Linked DNA regions of Homo sapiens: region 1 is linked to region 2. Evidence: chromatin loops called from intact Hi-C (ENCODE). Cell type or tissue: heart right ventricle. All regions are shown on one strand. Links, peaks and the distances in the headings refer to the core of each region. The heading gives the core; the rest is flanking DNA. Region 1 has its middle 79 kb from the start of POMGNT2. Region 2 overlaps ANO10 (anoctamin 10).

Region 1 (2,914 bases), core at 293-2,792, 190 kb before region 2:
CAAGACCTTTCTCCCTCTATCCTAAAGTGTTTCCAGAATGTTCTAACGAGCATGAGCCAATGATAAGCATCAGTTGTTTTTGTCTGTTCAACAGATGTTCTCCTTGTTTTCTATAACAGCAGTTCATCTGACATTAGAAAATGCTTTCAACATAGGTAGAAATGTTAACCCAGTCCCACTCCAACCCATAAGGCCAAGCAGATCCTTTCTTCCCAGGAATTTCAATCTTGGTGGAGCCACACAAGGATAAAAATCAATTGACCCTGACACATGCCTTTCTCTGGGGCTACTTGTGTGTCCTTTCATGCATTTCTCTTTTGCTCGAGTCAGCTGAGATCTGATTAATTTCTGTTGCTTGCAGTCAGAAATCCCAACCTGAGGGTCCTACTTTGTCCTTCCCTTAAGGACTCAGAGATAGGGAAGCTCAGGAGAGAAACAGGAACTGTGGAAAAATTTCCCAGATGATGGGGAGACGGGGTCAGGGAGACGGAGCAGCCCAGTGCAGAAGTAGATCAGATTAGATCAGAACCCAGGAGAGAACCTGTAAACACTGGCTGATGTGGTAGGGACATAATACACTCAAACAGGCCATAGGGATTGGGGTCTTCCTCCTAGCCCCTAGCTTGAGCCCTCCTCTCTGTGACACCAAGCTAGGCCCTATCATGCCTAGCTTTGATAGGGCTCCTGTATTTCCCTCTGGCTCACATTTCTATATTTGATCTTGATTAGGGCAATGAAAGGCTCTGGGATTGGCTTGTCCAACTCCCTCATTGTCTTCAGATAGAGAAAGTGAGGACCAAAGACAATAGGAGTCTTTTGGTCCTTTGTAAGCTTGCTTTTTGTTTCTATCTGAGCTTATCCCACAAACAGCTTAAGAACCCCCGAAGAGCTCCTTCTAGGGAGGGCCAGGCACTGGCAGGACCTCACCACCACCACTTAGACCCAGATGGAGACCAGGAATGGTTTCTACGGTGGCCTAGCTTAAGAGTGAAGTCACAGAGGGGCCTGCAGGATTGGCAAGGTCACCAGTCATTCCCACTAGCTGTACTTTTGGCAGATCAGCTTTTTGTTGGGCATGGGTCAGGCCTTCTCAAAGTGCTCCTCAAGATGAGGCTCAGAGAGGCAACATAAATCATGAAAGGGCCAGCCGTGGGCTCTTCACACAATCCCCTACCATCTTGCTAAAAGTTGAAGGGCAGCACAGCCATACCTCATACATGGTAGCTTATTTTTGGCTGATGAAAGGCCCCAGATACTCAGGCTCCTTAGCAGAGATGTGGGACTTAGGGAGGAAGAACTGTTCATTGGCAATGATGAGCGGCAAGTGATCCCTTTATGGCCCGGAAAGGTCCTTTGGACACTCACGCAGAGCACCAAGGAGATGGAACTCAGCCACCCAACTTGCCCAATTCTGGACTCCTCTCACCTGCCTCAGCCAGGACCAGGGATGGAACAGGGAAGCGGGGAGCAAAGGCCTTCAACCCAGAATGCTCTAGGAGGGGACACTGTGCAACCCAGGCATGATGAGTCCTCTCTGTGAAATAGGGAAAGTCAGAGAACCAGACCTACAGTCAGGCACTGTCAAAAGTTTATGATCCTAATTTCCCAGGGAGCCACAGCCCCTCTCAATTTTGGGGCCTTGCAGGTTCCGCTGCTCCCAGTGGACCAATCCTCTCTCTCCTGGGTGCCTGGGCCACATCCTAGTGGGAGCTGATGTGATTGGCTCAGCTCCAATGACCTTCACATCTCATGGGTCAGGTACCAACAATGGACGAGCTTCCTTGGGTCACCCTTCACCCAGCCAGTGTCATCCCTGAGGAAGGTCAGGACAGGCTGGCAGGTGTCATAGCTGACAAGTCTGGTCACACCCCAGGAGCTGGCCAAGACTCACGTTTGGCACTCACAGTCATAGTCCAAGCAAATTGGGGAGCAGGTGACCTCACTCATGTGGCACAGGGCTTGGTGACCCCTGCCAGGCCCCCCAGTATTTCCCCACTCGATCACCTTTGGCCATGTTAAGAGGACATTGTTAGTCCTGATATTTTTCTTGCTTGTCCTTTGTTAGGGGTAATAAAAATGCCCTAAGAAACTTCACATTAACAAAGTTGTATTCTAAGTCTTAAACAAACAAACAAAAAGGATAAACAGGTTTGTGGGCTAGAGAGCTTCAGATTTATAATAGCAATGCCATTCGTTTGCAGTAGGAATGTCAGTGATAAAGATCTTTTAAATAGCTGTGTGTTGTTTGTTATTCTACGTAAAATTACTCAGCTGGATGATGAAAATGGTGAAAACACAGTGCAACATGACCAAGCAGACCTTGAAGTGTACAATACATCAGGGCATTTTGGGATCATCTAATAAATGGCAGTGCAGTTCCCAACTCCAAACAGAAGAACATGTGAAGCTTCAGCAACCTGATCAGGCCACGTAGGAGCCGACTGTGGTGGCACCATGCACGTAACTGGCCTCAACCGAGTGACCACCCCGTATCCTGTCCTCATTCAGGAAATGCCTCCATCTGCCTTCAGCACTAAATTGAGTTCAATTTCCTTGCCCATTGTCACTTTAACCAAGCGGGAGGAGGCACTGCTCCACCACCTTCCTGCCCCAAGATCCAGACATAGACGCTGCTCCACTCTCTGTAACTGCATGAGATAGGGCAGGTTATGGGACCTCTCTGTGCTTCGGTTTCCTCCTAGGTAAAATGGAAGTGAAGCACCACCTTATAAGGGTGTTTTGAAGTTTAGCATCAGGCATGGAGTAACTGTTCTTAATTATTTGCTGCTTTATTAATAGTATAATCATCACAGGGATTTTCTTAGCTCCTCCAGAGATGAGCTCTTCACCCTCATTGCTACTTGCATGTCTGAGATGGCCTAGGACATACTGATTGATTCATTCATTCATTGAG
Region 2 (2,914 bases), core at 323-2,822:
GTTACTAGGACATTGTCCCAATTGTTCAGGTCATCTAGATGACCAAGAGCATCTGGTCTGGAGGAGACATTTCCTGGACAAGACTTACATAGCATGACTTCTTTTTTAAAACAATATTTAAATTACTTTTTTTTTGAGACAGGGTTTCACTCTGTCACCTAGGCTGGAGTGGAGTGCAGTGGCACAATCACAGCTCACTGCAGCCTGGACCTTCCGGGATCAGGTGATCCTCCCACCTCAGCCTTCTGAGTAGCTGGGAGGCTGGAGTGTGCCACTACACCCAGCTAATTTTTTGCATATTTTGTAGAGATGGGGTTTCACCATGTTGCCCAGGCTTGTCTTGAACTCCTGGTTCAAGTGATCTGCCTGCCTCGGCCTTCCAAAGCACTGGGATTACAGGTGTGAGCCCCCGCACAGGGCCCACAGCATCACTTCTTCAGGAAGGCTCTCCCTCCTCCTTGCCTGGGAGGAAGGGTGCCAAGTCCTTCAGGAATAACTACTTTCTGGTCTGGAAGCCCTTGGAGCCAAGGAGGGCGGCAGCATTGTTCTTTCACAAGCCAGAGAACCCCCTATGTTGTCATACAGGTCACCTGGGGCCCTTGGGAGATAAGACCCAGAGAGGTCTGTGACCATCCAAGGCCAAGATGACCATCTAGCCAGCCCTCATCTTTGATCTGAGGTTCCATGTTGATAGCTAGAGAGCCAGGGCTCAGGTTCAGGCCAGAAGAGGAGGCGTGGCCAGGCCAGTGGACACCAAGCACAAGTGGCTGTTCCAAAGAAACCCCCGCAGGCTCCTTCAGTGAAAGCCATGGCTAGGTGACATTTACAGATCCAGGAATTGAAGCCTTGACAGTTTGGTTAGATCAAGGAATGACACAAAAGTTTAAAAGCCCAAAGAATAGGAATAAACACTCTAGAAATCAAAGAGTCTCTAAAAGGACCCTGAACTGGGGTGGCACAGTGGTGGCCATCTGAGAAAAGATGCCTTGGTGATCAGAGGTAATCCAGTGTCCAGCCTCCCACTGCAGTCCCGACTCATGGAGTATGAGGGGACACAATTTCACTGTCGCATGAGAAAGAAACTCAGTTTAGAAAGTTAAAGGATGAAGTAAGAGCCTACTAAATGAAATGCAGGAGACAGTCCACTGCCCACATCAGTTTCAACACAACTTAGTAAATATTACTCTTAACTATAAAGGGAGAACAACCTTTAATCTAAGAAAACACTGCCAGTGGCCACAAGGAAAGTGAAAGTGGGATGAGTAGGAGCAGCTGCCAAAGGGTGAGCTCCTTCTCTGCCCAGAAAAGCTCTGCACCCACTTTCTGCACACCTAGGAAGGTAAAGGAGGCACCCAGGCATCAAAGGACCCCTGGTGGTGGCAGAGGGGATTGGTTCCATTCTTAAGAAACACTAAGGCCATCACCAAGGTGAAAACAGATCCTTATGAAATGCAGCCACAACTGCAGACCGCAGAGAAAGTATAAATGTTTCCCATCACCTTTACAATCTTTCCCAGGGCAGTTTTCCCCACATCTGAACACTGTATGGCCCTTTGATAAATGCAAATATCTATATCTTCTATAATGTCATTTAAAATTTCAATATTACTATTATGAGTAAAACAAAATTGATAATTACAACATTATGATTTTTAAAACTCTATATCCCCTCACTGTACAAGAGATTACCATGTACCCTTCCCCCCAGAGCAGGGCCCTGTTCCTGGCCAGTTGAGAAGGGCTACCCCTGGGTGATGACGGCTGTGAGTCATCAGAATTGCAGGCACTAGGCACCCCTTCTATAGAGCCTGGGTAAAGCTGGAGCCAGGGATGGTTGACTTGACTATGCTTGATTTTTGTGTAGGAACAACACAGTAAGTGTTAGGCAGGGATTCTAGCCTTTATTCACTTGACATCATTTTCCCTCAGAAAAGTTAATTTTTACTCATTCCCACCTAGAAACCTCAACAAGCAGGATTAATTACTGCTTCTTCCCAACACCTTTCATTTCACTTTAATTTTCCATTACCTATATCCCTTCCTGAGTGGCAGTCCCTGTAACCAATACTGATCACTAAATACAGGTTGATGAAAACATCATTGAACATTCCTCACTGCTATGCTACAGGATCCTGAGCACACACGGCAGCCAGTCAATATTTTCGCAAATCTAGAACTCAAGTGACACAATGCTGTCCCAGTTGGTGACAAAAGGCCATCAAAACACATCTTGGGATACATACAGCACTGAACTACCAACAGACTGTCTTTCTTTTTCCTCCAGGTTACATATTTTAGTCGGGTACTGTTAGTAATTAATTGGATAATATTTAAAGCATATGTTTTTTATTAAAAATATTGAATGTGCTTTTGCAATTGGAGAACTTAGAAGAAGTGAGGAGTGAGCCCTGAACCTGAAAATGGCAAATAGAAGGAAGGACTAACTTGCAGCTTCCACTCAGGCAAACAGAGCAGTGTGTGGAGGCCCACATCGTGAACTTTTGCTCCAAGAACTACTGCAGGAACATACCAGGAAAGCCAAGAGAATCCACAGACCCTTTAAAGGAGATGGACTGCCTCCAGGCTCTGTGGGACAGCCAGGAACTGTGAGTCTGCTTGCTTTCTCAGCTGGGAGGCATGTAGCCTAGAGAAAGTTCTCAGCCCTGGAAATAAACTCAGCGCTGTTGTGGGGGCACGGTGGGAGGGAGACTGGCCTTTTGGGCTGTGGGCTGCATAGGAGCTGGGTGAGGGCTGTGGCTGCCAGCTTTCCCCAACTTCCCTGATGACCTGTGTGATACAGCAGAGGCAAGGTTGTTTAACACCCCCAAAAGATCACACTAGCTCACCAGCAATGGATCCAAACCAAGATCAAATCTCTGAATTGCCAGAAAAAGAATTCAGAAGGTTGACTATT

The links. Hi-C counts contacts between places; a loop is a spot of excess contacts. Peaks named below come from ENCODE experiments on the same cell type or tissue, not always from the same donor. Only the 100,000 strongest peaks of a DNase experiment are listed, where the experiment ranks them.
Region 1: a loop joins it to region 2, with 2.2 times the contacts of the local background. A loop is called at or near these places in 5 of 110 quality-filtered maps.

Annotation. Positions count from the first base shown.
Region 1 is chr3:43,183,594-43,186,507 of GRCh38, forward strand. No RefSeq gene overlaps it. Among named protein-coding and RNA genes, the nearest start is that of POMGNT2, 79 kb to the left of the region's middle. In heart right ventricle, for the core only: no CTCF peak of the experiment used is centred there; no DNase peak of the experiment used is centred there.
Region 2 is chr3:43,376,965-43,379,878 of GRCh38, forward strand. The region is part of intron 12 of ANO10 (anoctamin 10); the gene reads right to left. Among named protein-coding and RNA genes, the nearest start is that of SNRK-AS1, 26 kb to the left of the region's middle. RefSeq lists a silencer at 1,213-1,507. In heart right ventricle, for the core only: a CTCF peak has its summit at 1,384; DNase peaks (open chromatin) are centred at 1,377 and 2,587; H3K27ac peaks cover 1,535 bases.